Linked DNA regions of Homo sapiens: region 1 is linked to region 2. A link is a loop called in an ENCODE intact Hi-C map of the cell type or tissue named here. Cell type or tissue: heart left ventricle. All regions are shown on one strand.

Region 1 (8,000 bases), 160 kb before region 2:
CCCTCCCCCACTCAACCAAATGACCCTGTTTCTCCTTCAGCTCTCAGCCGGTCAGCTCCTCCAGGATGCCCTCCTCACTCTCTGCAAAGTCCTCTATTCTCTCACCAGACACTTATCCTGGAGTTGCCCTCTGACTTGCTGAGCCCCCCAGCTGTAATCCCCTGACACTGGGGGTGCTTGGTCAGCCCTAGCAGGGGGTCTCAAAAAATGCTTGTTGATGGCCTGATTGTCCTCAGTCTAACTGACTGTTGACTGATGGAACGTCTTGCCGCCTGACTTTCCTTCTCTGGCAGCCACAGTATGGGGTAAGCTGCAGTGAGGTTCTTGCAGAGAGGATGGGGCAAGAAGCCCAGCAGAAGGGAGAGCATGAACCCCCCAACCCGAGACTCACCCCTTTCCTTTTGAATTAGGAATCAAAAAATAACCAGGGCCTTGGGGTGATGGGCCCTTGGTGCCCAGGTCCTGACATCTACGTGGGCAGCTGAGCTGAACTCTCCCCTGCCTCAGACCAGTCCTCCTTTCCTCCTCCCCTCTTCTCTCTCCTCCTCTTTGTCCCCTCCCTTCCAGCCCCTCTGGCCCTGCCCCAGAGCAGCAGAACACCCAGCTGACAGCTGGACATGCCAGTCCCCACCAGCCCTTCCCCAGAGGGTCAGGTGACCCTTCCCTCCCCAGGCCACGGCAGCCCGGCCCTCCCGGGCAGACCTCCCGCACCAGGGCTCTGGTGAACAGCAAATGCTCCACGCTGGGACGGGCCATTGCCTGATGCCTGTACATGGTGGGCACTGAGAGACAAGATTCCTGGGCCCTGCCTTCCATACACTCCCCACGATCTCGGAGGAAGCTCTGGTGAGTGCTGCCTTGTAGGCAGGGATGGGCAGGGCCAGCCTCTTTGACGGGGCCTGACTGAGGGGAGAGAGGGTCTCGTGTTCACAGGGCCTGTCTGTACCCTGGGGTCTTGTCTCCATTCCAGGCTGGCCAGGAGTCTGCCCCACGGAGGTGCCAGCGTCTTCGTGGAGGTCTGTCCATCTGTGTGTGGCGGGGGTGGGGTAGGGCGTTGGGACAGTTCAGTGTATAGGAATTCTGGCATCTGTTCCTCTTTCATCCCTCTCCCTTCTCCCAGGGGAATTCCACCCCTCCCCTTCCAGGGGTGCCTGGAGCCCTCTCACTTCAGGGTGGACTGGGACTACAGAGGAAGCTGGGGGGAGGGGCAAGTACCGGGGGCTGCGTTAACCCTTAACAGAGGCCGGTGTCCAAGAAACGCGGGCAGCATCCCCTGGGCACAGGAACAGCATGTCCTAGCCCAGCAGCCCCAGCTTTCCACGGGAGGGGGCAGGAGGCCGGCACCAGGCTGGATGACATCAGCATCTACAGCAGCTGCCTGGGGCCTGGTGCAGGGTGGTGGTAGACCACGGGATGGCGGTCATGGGGGTGGGAGACATGTCTCCACCAAACGGTGGTCCCTGATGCCCTGGGCAGTGGTGGAGTCTTGGCCCCCACCCATGACTCTTCTAGGTACCCTAGTGAACCTGAGAACTGAGCTTGCCTTGGGGGCCTTAAACCCCCCATGCCAGGCCCCTTCCCCTGAAATTCTGATCCCATAGGGAGGGACTCTGCCTTCTACATTTTTAAAAAGCTACCCATTTATTTTTTAACCTTTTATTATGAAAAACTTCAAGCATACAAATAGAGGGAATGATCTCATGCACACTTGTACATCCTGCGCCTGATTTCAGCAGTGGCCCGAGTTTTGTCGTATTTGTTTCATTGAATACGCTACAGCTAGAGTGTTCTGACATCACAGCACGCCTCTCCCCTGCACAAAGTCCTCAGCAGGTCCTCACATAACCCACTGTCCACTAACAAATGAACAACTACCCATGAGCGTCTGCATCCTGTCTGCAGTCTCCTTTCCCCAGCTGGCCCTACATGTCTGTTAATGTTTTGTTAGAAAAGGATCCAGTCAAAAGGCATTGGGTCAGCAGGTCTCTTAAATCTCTTTCAATTAGAAAGAGCCTCTGCCAGCCCCCCGACCCCCCACCATGGTGATTTTTCCCCACCACTTTGCCTTGCTGAATCAAAGGGGGGGTTGTCCCATAGGAGGGTAAGAACATGGCAGGGTCAGACAGCTCTCAGTACAGATAGGGAAGCTGAGGCCCCGAGAGGCAGGCTCAGGGAGCCTGAGGCAGAACCAGGTCTCCTGTCCCCTCCTGGGCCACTTCCCTGCATCCCTGCCCCTCAATGCTCCTGTGGCCTCTGGGGCCCTCCCTGTCCTCTGCTGCTTCCGGGGGTCACAGGCCAGGCCAAGCCCACCCCCTGGCCAGCGGCATCTCCTTCTTTCTCCTGCCCTCCACAGAGCCTGAATAAATCCTTCCCAGGCAGAAACCCGGATGGTTGCTCTCTTGTTCACTAGCAGCCACAGGGAACAGCAATAAACTTTATGAGCATCAGGTCCTTCAGGGAAGAAAGCACGTGCACTGGCTGGGGAGGCGCAGGGTGGCAGCGCGTGCTGGCCCGCGGGCTGCAGTTGCAGTGTGTTACCTTAATAATAGTTACTGCAACTCATCCGGGGCTGGGAGGCCCAGCTGGCAGCTGAGAGGCCTCACCCACCCACCAGGGTGCCACAGCCTGGGCGGGATGGACAGATGGGGTGGAGATCGCTGGAGACCCCATCCTGCTCTGCCCAGATGGGCTCTCAAGTGCCCCACCACCCCCAGCCCATTCCCACCCCCTCCCCTTCAGCCCCTGACCCTGGTTAAGCAGTGGGAGGGGAGGGCAAGAGATGTTATAGAACGTTATGGGGAGAATCCAACCTCAATGATGGCTTCTGAGCTTTTCAAAAACATCTGCCTGGTGGAGGCAGAACTTCAGCTGCCATCGAGGCTCTCTGGGACAGGTCTGGGCAAAGCCAGGCAAACCTAGGGCAGTTCCAAGAATGTGTCCCCCAGTGGCTGGGTGAGGAGGTGGGTGCTGGCTTTAGTTTCCAGTTAATCCCTCTCAGGCATTTGGGGCCTCAACGTGTGTGCTGCTGCCCTCTGGTGGGGAAAAACCTTGCCTGCATTCTCCCTCAGCCACACACTCCCACACACGCACAAGCATTCACACACACTCACACAAACATACAAACACATGCACGCACACACACTCCATCCCATTATTGTGTTTTGACCTTAAAGAGCTGTTCCATCTTGCAACCATAAAACTGCCATGCTAACCGCTGGCAACACCTTACGTCTGTGGCTCATAGGTCTCTTGCACAAGACAGGTGGTGGCTGATCATATTACTTAGAGGAAGGCAGCAGGTGTGGGGCAGGGTGTTGGAGGCTGGGAAATGTGTAGGCAGGTCTGGGTGTTTAGCAATATCCAAAATCCTGGGTGCAGCTTCAAGAGGCAAAGTCCGGAGGAGAAAAGCATGGCTGGGAGGGGCTGTCAAAGCAGTTGCTAACCATGGCTGAGGAGCTGCGTGTCCAGGGGTCAGGATCTATTAGGGGGCCAAGAGGGAGAAGCCCTCGCAGCCTCTGCCTCCCCCAGAGCAGCCCTTCCAGTGGCACTTGACTTCGTGAGTCATCTTGCCCCCATGTTTCTCCCACCTTGACAGCAAGATCAGAACATTGTTGGTGCTGCTAAGTACATTTGTCAGTGGCTGAAGGGTTTCTAAACTAATAATCTCTGTATTAAAATCGTATTTGGTCCTCAAGCTGGAGAAATGTTGGGAGATTTTAAATGTTAAGAAAAAAAAAAGAAAAAAAAAACCCTCTCAAAGGATAAAATCAGCCCCGAAATAAGTTTCTATGACTGAGGAATATGAAGTATTGCTCTGTGATTCTAGAAACCAAGCCTTCTCCAGGGAAGAGATGCTCTCCTAAGCCACATATTTCAGCCACGGCTGGGAAAGTGATGTGTGAAGTCCCCCAGCACTAGGTATTGATCCCACCGAGCCGGAGAGCCACACGGACAGAGGGCGCACCATCCTACAGCCCTTGAGTCATTTTTAGAATGGATTTTAAAACTCCATTTTTCCCCCTGGAAAATAAGCTTGTGCCTTCCAACCTGGATGGCCCCAGATGATGCACAACCCCTCAGCCATGTGAGAAACTCCAAATTTCTCCTGCCCATTACAACCTAAGTGGTTTTAAATGGTTTTTGGGTCCTCTCATCTCTAATAGATTAAAAAATGCTCCCTCGGGCATCACAAAGACATTGAATGGTACTTGTACCAAACCTCTGGCTCCGAGAGACCTGTGAAATGTAAGTTAGAGCTTCAGAGGTGAGAGGGCAGGCCATAAACCATGCTGCTTTGCCGTCTGCCACATTTTATATTACAGTTTTCTTTTGCTACAAGCTGTTTCTTAATTATCTTCTACCCAGAAAGCCCTCTCCCCACCACCTAAGATTTATCGGGATGTGGTCCCGAAGGCTTCAGCACCTTGGTGATCTCAGGGTGCCACCTCCCTGCACTGAGCTGGGGCCCAGGCCAGCATCTCCTCTGGCTGGCCAGGCTGGGCTCACTCTCCGTCCCCCTCCACTGCCGGCTGCCTCTGCAGACGCCCTGCTGCTGCAGCACTGGCAAGGCCAGCCAAGCACTCCCGCATCCTCCTCCTCCACACAACACTCCCCTCCAGCCATCGCCTCCCACCATCTCCTTGCCCTTCCCTATTGCTCCCTGTACACACACTCCCCAAAGCAGGCCCTCCCCAAGCTCCCCAAGGCTGAGCCAACATCTCCCCTCCTCCTGGACTCCTTCCCAGACCCCTCAAACCACCCTGATCTCAGCCAGGAGCAGTACCTCTCCTAACCTCTTCTCCAGGACCCATTTGTCAACACAGTTTTTTCCCTACCAGTCCCTATGCAATACTCATTATACTTTTAGGATCTGTTGATTGAGAAAAATAGACGATGACAAAAACTACTAGGAATTCAATAATGCCTTTAAATGAATTTGTATTTTGTTAATTACCAACATATTTACATACATTTGAGAATTATCGTGCCTCTAGGGGATTACTTTCCTACTCTGCAGATTGTGGTGGTGAGGATTTGGGTAAGGTCTTGGCAGGCCCCCCGGGTGGGAGCCCTCACCCAGGGCCCTAAGAATCCACGCTGCCAAGCACTTCGTTAGACACTGCCCACCAGCAGCATGCTGCCCCTGGGTGTGCGGTTCTTGCTGCCCAGTCAGGTGCAGCTTCTGAAAGCTCCCTATCCTGACACAGGTTACTGAGGCAAACAGCATAAAGAGGGCCCCAGACAGCACCCTGGCCCTAAGAGCCTGACTTGGGTCTTGGTCCTGGGTCTCCGAGACTCCCAGAGACAGCCAGAGCAACTCAGCAGCCACTCCCCGTCCAAGCAGACTGCACGTGGTCAGAATGGGCGTCGACTTCAGAGTGAGACAGACTCATCACGGCCGAGTCCCAGCATTGGTGCCTGATAGCTCTGGACCCCGGGAAAACTCTGCAACCATTCTGACCCTCAGTGTCTCCATCTGAAAATTCCTAGCTGGAGACACAGAGGTGTGATTGTAAAGCCAGGGGTCCAGAGTTGACCCTTAGGAGTGACTATGATATAGGATATGTTTGTGCAATGAACTATTTGAGTACCTGACTCAAGTGAAGTTGCTTTGTTTTTTTTTTTTTTGCTTGTTTTTGTTTATTTTTTTCTGAGATGGAGTTTTGCTGTTGTTGCCCAGGCTGGAGTGCAATGGCACGATCTTGGCTCACCGCAACCTCCGCCTCCCAGGTTCAAGCGATTCTCCTGCCTCAGCCTCCCGAGTAGCTGGGATTACAGGCACGTGTCACCACGCCCTGCTAATTTTGTATTTTTAGTAGAGACAGGGTTTCTCCATGTTGGTCAGGCTGGTCTCGAACTCCTGACCTCAGGTGATCCGCCCACCTTGGCCTCCCAAAGTGCTGGGATTACAGGCGTGAGCCACTGTGCCCGGCTTTTTTTTTTTTTTTTTTTTTTTTTGAGATGGAGTCTCGCTCTGTTGCCCAAGCTGGAGTGCAATGACATGATCTTGGCTCACTGCAACCTCCACCTCCTAGATTCAAGCAATTCCTCTGCCTCAGCCTCCCGAGTAGCTGGGATTACAGGCATGCGCCACCACACCTGGCTACTTTTTAAAATATTTTTAGTAGAGAGGGGGTTTCACCATGTTGGCTTAGGCTAGTCTCGAACTCCTGGCTTCAAGTGATTCACCCGCCTTGGCCTCCTACAGTGCTGGAATTACAGGCGTGAGCCACCACGCCAGGCAAAGTGAAGTTGCTTTCAACTTAAGAGCTCCATACTGGGTGCCTGGCTGTGAGTTAGTGCATCAGGCAGGATGGACTAGGTCCTGCTGCATAACAAGCCACCCCCAAATCTCAGTGACTTCATAGAGTGAAGATTTATTTCCATAATGCTATATATCCAGTATGTACAGTCACTTAGGGACCCTACTGACAGAGGCCACACCTCAGCATGTGCTTCCAAGATCACCATGGCCAGGGAAAGAGAATGGGGGGAACATCTCTTGAAGTTCCCACCCAGAAGTAACACATGGCACCCACCCACGTGATGCTGGCAAAAGCAAATCACGTGAGCCACGCTTACCTTCACAGCTGCAATCATACCACATTCTCACAGGGAAAAACAGAATGTTGTGAACAGCCCTGACAATGGCCACAGTCAGCCAGTCTGTTTGCGGATATAAGAAGCCAGCAGGCTTTGATAAGATATAGTCCATGACTAATCTATTCCTATTTTGAACCCCTACAAGTTTGATTTGTGGTTTCGTCTGCCACCTTCCCTAAAATGGGAGTGTGAGTCCTAAAAGAGATGCATCTTCCGTAATGTTAATGAACTCAGATTTAGCATGTGGAAAGCGGTTATAAGATACAAAGACTCTCCGGAAATAAAAATGTGCCGACGGGTTGTGACAAGTTATGATGCCCTTATCCGCCTCGGCTTGATGGGTGGCATCTGTCATTGTGTCTGGCATCAGCGAGGTCTTGGGGTCTTAGAATCACTGGTATTGTCCTGTGTCTCCACTCTGGAAGCCAAACCCACTCACGGCCCTGCTGTCAGTGACCCTCTTTTCTGACTGGGGAGTGTCTCACAGGCTAGCACAGGCTGGCTGTCACTCAGGCCCTGTGGGGCTGCGGAGCAGGGTCTGTACTGGCACAGACAGCCCAGGGCCTCATTTAACAACCAGCTCGGTGTCTGCGCCCCATCAGCAGAAATTAGCCCTGGAGTCTCCTGGAGTGAGGCCCAGCGTTACTTCATTCAGGACATGATGCAACGACAGGGCAGGAGGACACAGAGACCTGGGGCCATCTGTCCACTTCCTGGTGGTGGCAGGAGTTAGGCAGCCTTTAAGTTGAGCTCTTCTGGCTAGAGGCATCTCACCCTCTTCCCTGCTTTATTCTTACTCCCCCTATGCCTCCCCAAGGAGCCCTAGGGAAGGATGCTGGGCAAGGGGTCTGAGCTGTAGGGATGTGGGAGGAGATGTGGGCTGAAGACAGGGACAACTGTCTCCCTTCAAAGCACTAAAGAGAGCCAAGGATATTTGGCAGCAGGCACCTCACCTGCCATGCAGCACCCAAGTTGACTCATGGAAGTCGGTCCTGAGAATAATGCAGGCAGTGACAGACCCTGCGTGGTGGCAATGCTTGGAAGGAGGACTCCACAAAGGAGTGTCTTCACTTTGTCTTCCGAGCATCATGACAAGGCTGTGGCAGAGGGTGACAAGCCAAGCCTCAGAGCACTTCCCCAGTTCATCTCAGGCCTCAGCAAGCTCCAGGAGCGCCTGGAGTAGACCCTGGACTTCTGACTCTTGCCCAAGGCTCTTAGGAAACAGAACAGGCCCAGGGCGTTGATCAAAGGCAGGGCCCATGCCAACGGCAGAAGTGCCTGCATGTGGCAAAAGGAAGGTCTGGGCTGAGAAAGGTCCTGCCAACTTGAATGATTTAATTGGGACTTGCCCGTGAGGAATGGGAAAAACAGGGGCCTTCCCCAGCTCAATCCCACAG
Region 2 (8,000 bases):
CTTCAGCTCTGCAACAGGCCTCGGGCTAGACACAGTGGGGACCCATGGGGACCATCAGACAAGCATCCATGGATAGCAGTCATGTTGAAAAGAGCTGGGGACAGTGAGCTCTTTTTCTCATACATCTGCTGAGGGGTCTCAGAGCCTGGACCCAGGCAGAAAGAAAGGAAGGAACGGGGGACCCCACAGGGAAGCCAGCAGGACCTTCTGGTGAACAGCACCTCCTGGTGTCCAAACTAGGCCTGGCCCTGCTGCCCATCTCATCTCTGGGAAGCCAGGTGTGTCGGTCTCCTTCCCTGGCCAGTAAGGCCCATCATTATGCACTCCATCCCAAGCCCACCCTTACTTTTGAGATTAGGCAACACTGGACACCAGGGACCCCTGGCTTACCCAGGCCCGCCCTCCCGAGGCAGATCCCCCATCCCAGGGCCTCTTTCCTGGCTTTGTCCTTGGGCTGGCTGGGCAGGAACTTCCTGCTGGAGAATTCCCGGATCCTCCCTAGGAGGCTGCAGCACAGCCTGGGAACTTAGGGAGGGAGGGAAGTCAGGGACACCCCTCCTAACAGGGGCACGGCTTGTGGGCAGCAGGGTCCCCTGGCACTCTGGGCCTTGGGTCCTTCCCCAGCCCTAGGTCAGGCCAACTAGACCTCCTGCCCTCTCTGCACAGATGCCCTGCTGCAACCCCTCCACTCTGCAGCAGGGCAGCCCTAGCAGCCCCATGGGCACAGACTGGGGACTAGATCAAGACCTCAGATAGACTGGGCTTGCTCCAGGGTTGAAGATTGGGGGTTGGGGTCCAAAGACAGCCAACAATGAGGCCAAAGTCAAAGCACATTTTTATTAATAACATCACAGGCCTGAGTTGGCTGGGTGGGATAGAATTTGGGGCAGGCCCATCCTACAGACACATGGACACTGTGTCTCAAGACCCGCTGGCCACAGGGGATCCTTAGATGTACCCTAAGAAAAGACATACTCCATGTACCAGCTCCGGGGATCTGGGCAGGGCAGACTCAGGGCCAGCACCGGCTTCACTCTGGAGGCCAGTTTCCCATCTCACCTTTCTCCTCAAGAAGCAGGCACTGGGCGACAGAAATGGGTGAAGGAAGATGCCTCAGTCTTCTCTGCACCTCATAACCTTCTCCCTGCCCCCAGAGACAAGCACCCGAGGACACCTTTCCGCCACCTCCCCTCGGCTGGCACAGCTCCACCAACCCTGAGCCACCTCCCTGCCACAAAATGGAGAATCCTTTCTCCTTCCAACTTGGGGGGTTCCTTGGAAGCCCCAGGAGTCAGCACCGCAGCCAGTCCCTCCCCTCCCTCACTTCTGGACACGACCCCAAGGGGGGTCTGTGCCCTCCCCTCAAGCCCAAGGTGGTGCTGCTGCTTCCTCCGTGCTCCTCCCTAGGTCTCCAGCATTCTCCAAAGGCTCGGGGGCAGCCTCCTTCCCCCTCAGCACAGTGTCCCTGAGGGCAGTAAGGGGAGATGGGAATGGTGATGAGGACAGGACCTTTGAAATGTTGTGCACATGTACCCTAGAACTTAAAGTATAATAATGAGAAAAAAAAAGAAGGTAATGAACCTAAATAATAATAAAGGTAATAGTAATAAGATAATAAACCTAACAGAAAAAAACAAAACACCCACTGGGGAAAGGTATTCTTAAGGCAGCTCTGTCCCCAAAGTGAGGACTGGGCTGAGCCCTTACTTGCCACCACCCAGAAATGACCCAGGCCTCTCAGCGCTACTCAGGCAACCCCAGGACTGTGACTCCTGGGACAGGGCAGGCTGGCTGGGGAGGGGATGAGAAGAAGGAGGAGGGACCAGAAAGGGCAGATACCAAGATTCAAACCCTTCGATGTGAAAAGACAAAAGTGAGGGGCTCTGCCAGGTGCTGACAACCTACGTGGCTGTGGATGAGGTAACACAGAGGCCTCCTGTGACATGGACATGCATGCGGGCTTGGGGCAATTAGAAGGATGCCCCTCAGTGCCCAGCAGGCATGTTTCTTTTTTTGTTTGAGACAGGGTCTCGCTCTATTGCCCAGGCTGGAGTGCAGTGACACTCTCATAGCTCACTGCAGCCTCAACTGCCGGGGCTCAAGTGATCCTCCCACCTCAGTCTCCCAAGTAGCTGGGACCACACGTGCACGCCACCATGCCTGGTTAATTTTTGTATTTTTTGTAGAGACAAGGTTTCACCATGTTGCCCAGGCTTTTCTCAAACTCCTGAGCTCAAGCAATCCGCCCACCTCAGCCTCCGAAAGTGCTAGGATTATAGGCGTGAGCCACTGCACCCAGCCCCAGGTGGCAAGTCTTTCTGATAGGCACTGCTCCAAAGTGAATCACACTGTGCTAAGCCCCCGCAAGGGAGTGCCTTTGCAGCTTACAGCTGCACACTCGTCATCTCAGGAGGTCCTTGCAACAGTCCCCTTTCACGGGTAAAGAAACTGAGGCCTCTACTCAACCTCACAGAGCAAGCTAATGCCAGACTAAAACCTCTGGCCTCCAAACCCCATGCCCTTTCTTTTTGTAAGCTACACAGACTGTCAGGGCAAATGTCCACTGGATAAAAGCATGAGATGATGAATGGACGGAAATTAACCAAAAAGGTCATCAACACATTTTCAACAGATCCATCAATGTGCACTCAAAGAAGCTGAGACAGGCCTAACCTTTAAAGGCTGATGTCAAGGAAGGGGAGCAGCAGGATGGTACTCGGTCTGACCCAGCGGGGTCGCTCCCCTGAGCCTATGTGTGTTTGGAGTGGACGAGAATGGGAGAGAGATTAGAAAAACAGCAGCATCATGTGAATTACAGATGCACAGGAAAGCTTACAGCCTGTCTAGACAAATTCACTTATGTTACAGATGAGGAAACTGAGGCTCAGAAAGAGGAAGGGACTTGCCCAAGGCCACATAGCAAAGGAATAGCAAAGTTGAGACAAAAATAATGGACATTGTGACTCTGAGTCAAGTGAGAAACAGAGAGACTGATGGAGAAGTGTGTGTGTGTGTGTGTGTGTGTGTGTGTTTATGTGCATGCAGTGTGCACTCACTCAGGGGGCCAGGGTCCTGAATTTAGAAACACTACCACCAAGAAGGCATTATGCCTACCCTACCCAGGCAGTGGGGGCTGGAGCCAGGGCCTGGGGGCTGGAACCAGGGCCCAGGGCCTGGAGGGGATGGTAAGCCTCCAGCCCCACCTTCTCCAGGAAGGGGTTGGTGGTCTGGCACGGGCCAAGCGTACCTGGCCATCCACAATGCTCACCTCCACCACGGTGATCTCTGGCCGGGTAAGCAGCTCTCGGCCCTCTTGGCTGCCTAGCTTCCAGAGGCGGGACTCTTGCTGCATTCCCAGAAGCTTCTTCAACTCCGACTCCAGGAAACCTGAGAGCCAGAGAGATGGCAAGGGACAGGGAGATGGCAGGGAACAGGCAGGAGTAGGATGGAGCAGCCCACTGGGAACCCAAGGACCCGGAGGTGCAACCGCTCCCTGAGCCTCATCCCAGCTCTGTGTGGTTCCTGCTCACCCTCAGCCACAGCCCTCTCTTCTTCCAGGACGTAGAGCCAGCCAGGTACCACCCCTCCTTCGCCCTGCCTTCCCCAGGAAGCTCACTCTTTGAGGGCCTTCTCTGGCAGCGGCAGCATGAGAGCCTGCGTCTTCACCCACTGGGGACAGCATGCAAAGGGCAGGTATTTGCCCCCACCACCAACCAACTCAAGAGCCTGGATCTGGAACCCAAACTGCCTGCACTCAAGTCCCAGCTCTGCCCATCACTAGCTGTGTGACATCGGGCAAGTTCTCACTGTGAACTGGAGATGGCAATAGGACCTACCTCAGAGTCGTAAAATGCAGGATTTTATGAAAAGTGCTTAAAGAGGGTCTGCCCCATTAATGGCTATGTAAATGTGAACCACGATTTTCATCATATTATGTATGCTATCACCACTAACCCAACTGCTGTCCATGTCTGGGCTGCCCGGGGCTCTACTGGCAGAGAGGACCCTCTGGGGCTCTGTCACAGCAGTGCATGATGGGAAAACCAGGGATGGAGGCAGCCACTGAAGGCGTTAGAAGCCTCTGGGCTGGGGGAAAGGGTGGTGCTTGAGTAGTACCACCCCCGCAGTCACCACTTCCCAAACCCAGAGGAAGACCCGTTACACCTAGTGTGGCCTCCAGCCCAGCCACACGCTGCTCCCTGGTCTCGGGTGGTCCTCTTAGGTCCTCTGGTACCATCTGGTGGTACCTGCTGGTATTGCACCCCTGAGCCGCCGGCCAAAGCGAGGCTTCCTGGACCTGGGGGCACGTGGGAGGGGAAGGGCGGAAGCCCTTACCCACTGTGTCTGTGGATCTGAAAGCCTTGTTCGGTGGCGACTGGAGGGCAACAATGCCTGGGACACAGAGCTTGAATGAGCTGTCCTCTTCCTTCATTTTCTCTTCCTCACTTTTCTCCTCGCTGGGCAAACCTTGGAGAGGAGTCCAGCCAGTCTCTGAGCAGGTGAGGAGGCCCAGGACCCCAGGCCTGCAGCCCCACCCCACCCCTAGGCAAGACAGGAAGCAGGAGGCAACATGTCCCTAAAGGCTAAGAAAGGGGACTGCTCCTTCCAGGCCCAGGCCACATATTCTGGGGCCCAGCCTGATGTGGGAAAGGCCCCAACCCATGCCTCATGACCCCATCACCCACAGACCTTGGCCATGGCCGAGTTTTGAAGCTCCTTGTCCAAACTGTGGAAGTGGTTCCAAGGAGTTGCCTCCACCCTGGAAGAGGCCAACACGCAGTCTCCTGTGAATGGGTGGTGGTCACTGACAGGCTGGCAGCAAGTGGGGTGGTCCAGGCCTTGGAGGGCAAGCACACAGGGGGCTGAGTTGTGGGTGGGGTTGTCTTGTTTTCTTTAGCAAATGCCTACTGTGTGCCACACACCGTTCTGGGCATTTTACAAAGAGTATCTCAGTTCATCCTTGCAACTTCCTTCAAGGATAGCTACTATTATATTCCCACTTTAAAGACGAGGAAACAGACGCAGAGAGGTTGAGCAAGCTGCCACCCATCGCACGGCTCAGCATGTTAGAACTGGCATTTGAACCCAGGCAGTCTGACTCCAGCAGTCCCTCAAAATGTGTCCCGTGTCCTGCCAGGCCCCACACCCCTAAGAAGTTCTACAGGAAGAGGGTCCGTTTCTGGCGCTTCCCCTATGCCTATGGCCACCACACTCACCTTCAAGCAGACACTCCTTCTCCCTGGTGGAGGGCTCAGGGCTGACCTCACGGGGCCCTGTGGCTCTCTGCAGGTATTCTTCCTTCAACTGCAGGATCTGGATAAAGTGGCTGCTAATCCCAAAGCACAGTCAGGTGAGGGAGGCAGGTGGGGCTCAGAGATGTGACAGAGACCCCCTAAACCTCCCCCAAGGCTCACCTACAGGTCTGCTGGCCCTCTGCAGCCTTCCTCTCCCATCAGCCCCCTGCTCTGCATCTGGGGTCCTCATCATAGAGGGGGATTATCGCTCTCAAAAGTAGGGTGATGAGGGGGTGGGGAACAGAGAGAGGTGGGTCCCTGTCCTCACAGGGGATGGCTGCCAGGCCTGTAGAAGGAGCTGGGAGCAACAGGACCCCCCGTCCCTCTGGCCCTGGCATATTCCCTTTCTACTCCCTAGCCTGTCCTCTTTCATATCTGGTATCCCCCATCCACAACCCCTCACTTGTGGGAGGACCCCATCTCTCCCTCCTTCCCAAACCAAATCCCCATCTCCAGCCTCCTCCCCACCAGATGCTTCTGTCCGTTGGCCCCACCCACATCTCCCTGTCCTTCCCCACCAGGTGCCCTGTTCCAGACCTTTACCCACCCAAGGCCTCCCTCCCCAGACCCTCCCCAGCATGGGTCCCCCATCTCAGGCCCATGCCCTTCCCCCATCTCATGTCCAGGCCTCTTCTCAGTACCTCTGTCCCAGGCCTTGCCAACCTGGGTACCCCCCAATTCCAGCCCCTCACCTGTCTGAGGCCCCTGTTTTCCCAGAGGCGTCCCCTGCTGGCTCCTTCCCCTCCTTCTCAGGCAGGTTGCCCAACACCTCCTGGCTTGCTATGGGCAGAACTGACTTCACCTCTCCGCCAGGCCTTCTTGCTCTTGCAGGTGTAGGTCACCATACGCCCCATGCCCAGCTTTAAGGGAGGCTGCTGTGACCGTTTTGAGAAGCCCCTGGGTATGGCCACAGAGAAGGGGTGGGGCGGCAAGGCAGATGGTCCCGGCCCCCTCCTCCTCACATGTCCCTCTTGGCTCATCATCAGGGAAATGGCACCCTGGTGGCGGAACATGGAGGAGCAGCCTGAAATTCATGATCAGGGCTTCGGAGCTGGGGCCTCCATCCTGAGAAGGTCCCCAATTCAGATCCTGTAACAGCCACCCCAGGACCAACTGCTTAAGAACAGGAAGAGTTTTCAAATTAAAACCTCCAGTTGGAAACTTCCCAGAATTCTGGGAAGCAAAGACTGGGGAGGATGGGAGGTTGGGGGAGATTAGTTGGAGGTAGAGGGGGCAGGGGTTTGATGAAGCAGGGAAGGAGGTGTGGGGGGCAGGCAGGGATTTTGGGGGAAAGGGGGTGGAGACTTGGAGGAAAAGATGTGAGAGCCCCAGGAAGCTTGGCAGGGAGCAAACAGGGAGAGGCAGGGAGGGAACTGAACCCTGAGGGCAGGGGCTATTGAGGACTGCACACACCTCTGTCCTTCCTGGGTTTGTTCTGTCCTCAAGAACACTCCCAGCAGCCAGACAGTATCTGTCTTCCCTCTTAGCATCCAGGTTTTGTGTCCAGGTGGTAGCACAGACCCCACTAAGTCTATTTATTTATTTGTTTTTATTTTTATTTATTTATTTTTTTGAGACAGAGTCTCGCTCTGTCGCCCAGGCTGGAGTGCAGTGGGCTATCTCGGCTCACTGCAAGCTCTGCCTCCTGGGTTCACGCCATTCTCCTGCCTCAGCCTCCCAAGCAGCTGGAACTATAGGCGCTTGCTACGGCGCCCAGCTAATTTTTTGTATTTTTAGTAGAGATGGGGTTTCACCGTGTTAGCCAGGATGGTCTCGATCTCCTGACCTCGTGATCCACCCGCCTCGGCCTCCCAAAGTGCTGGGATTACAGGCGAGAGCCACCGGGCCCGGCCTTGTTTTTATTTTTATTTTTAATTTCTTGAGATGGAGTCTAGCTCTGTCGCCAGGCAGGAGTGCAGTGGCACAATCTTGGCTCACTGCAACCTCCGCCTCCTGGCTTCAAGCGATTCTCCTGCCTCAGCCTCCTGAGTAGCTGGGACTACAGGTACCCGCCATCACGCCCGGCTAATTTTTGTATTTTTAGTAGAGACAGGGTTTCACCATGTTGGCCAGGATGGTCTCGACCTCTTGACCTTGTGATCCACCTACCTCGGCTTCCCAAAGTGCTGGGATTACAGGCATGAGCCACCGTGCCCGGCCCTATTTTTATTTTATTTTTTTGAGATGGGGTTTCACTCTTGTCACCCAGGCTGGAGTGCAGTGGTACAATCTCAGCTCACTGCAACCTCCGCCTCCTGGGTTCAGCAATTCTCCTGCCTCAACCTCCCAAGTAGCTGGGATTATAGGCGCACGCCACCACAACCGGCTTTATTTTATTTATTTATTATTATTATTATTTTTTGAGATGGAGTTTCGCTCTTGTTGACCAGGCTGGAGTGCAATGGCGCAATCGCAGCTTACCACAACTCTGCCTCCCGGGTTCAAGCAATTCTCCTGCCTCAGCCTCCAGAGTAGCTGGGATTACAGGCATGCGCCACCACGCCTGGCTAATTTTGTATTTTTAATAGGGGTGGAGTTTCTCCACGTTGGTCAGGCTGGTCTCGAACTTCCAACCTCAGGTGATCAGCCAGCCTCGGCCTCCCAAAGTGCTGGGATTACAGGCGTGAGCCACCGTGCCCGACCAATTTTTTTTTTTTTTTTTTGAGACGGAGTCTCATTCTGTCACCCAGGCTGGAGTGCAGTGGC

What was found. Hi-C counts contacts between places; a loop is a spot of excess contacts. Peaks named below come from ENCODE experiments on the same cell type or tissue, not always from the same donor. Only the 100,000 strongest peaks of a DNase experiment are listed, where the experiment ranks them.
Region 1: a loop joins it to region 2, with 4 times the contacts of the local background. A loop is called at or near these places in 14 of 110 quality-filtered maps.

Annotation. Positions count from the first base shown.
Region 1 is chr6:33,739,604-33,747,603 of GRCh38, reverse strand. It overlaps IP6K3 (inositol hexakisphosphate kinase 3), which reads left to right and starts at 699. Exons shown (of 6, transcript NM_054111.5): 1 at 699-846. RefSeq lists enhancers at 1,079-1,972, 1,973-2,865, 2,866-3,759, 4,018-4,707 and a silencer at 2,971-3,100. In heart left ventricle, CTCF peaks have their summits at 1,389 (motif pointing right) and 3,038 (motif pointing left); DNase peaks (open chromatin) are centred at 653, 1,313, 3,020 and 5,315; H3K4me3 peaks cover 2,897 bases; H3K27ac peaks cover 4,850 bases; H3K27me3 peaks cover 454 bases.
Region 2 is chr6:33,582,057-33,590,056 of GRCh38, reverse strand. It overlaps LINC00336 (long intergenic non-protein coding RNA 336), which reads left to right. Exons shown (of 2, transcript NR_027908.2): 2 at 2,187-3,953. It also overlaps the pseudogene GGNBP1. Among named protein-coding and RNA genes, the nearest start is that of BAK1, 5.8 kb to the right of the region's middle. RefSeq lists enhancers at 1-32, 1-162, 3,960-4,049, 3,972-4,966. In heart left ventricle, CTCF peaks have their summits at 26, 233 (motif pointing left) and 4,237 (motif pointing left); DNase peaks (open chromatin) are centred at 266 and 4,236; H3K27ac peaks cover 1,649 bases.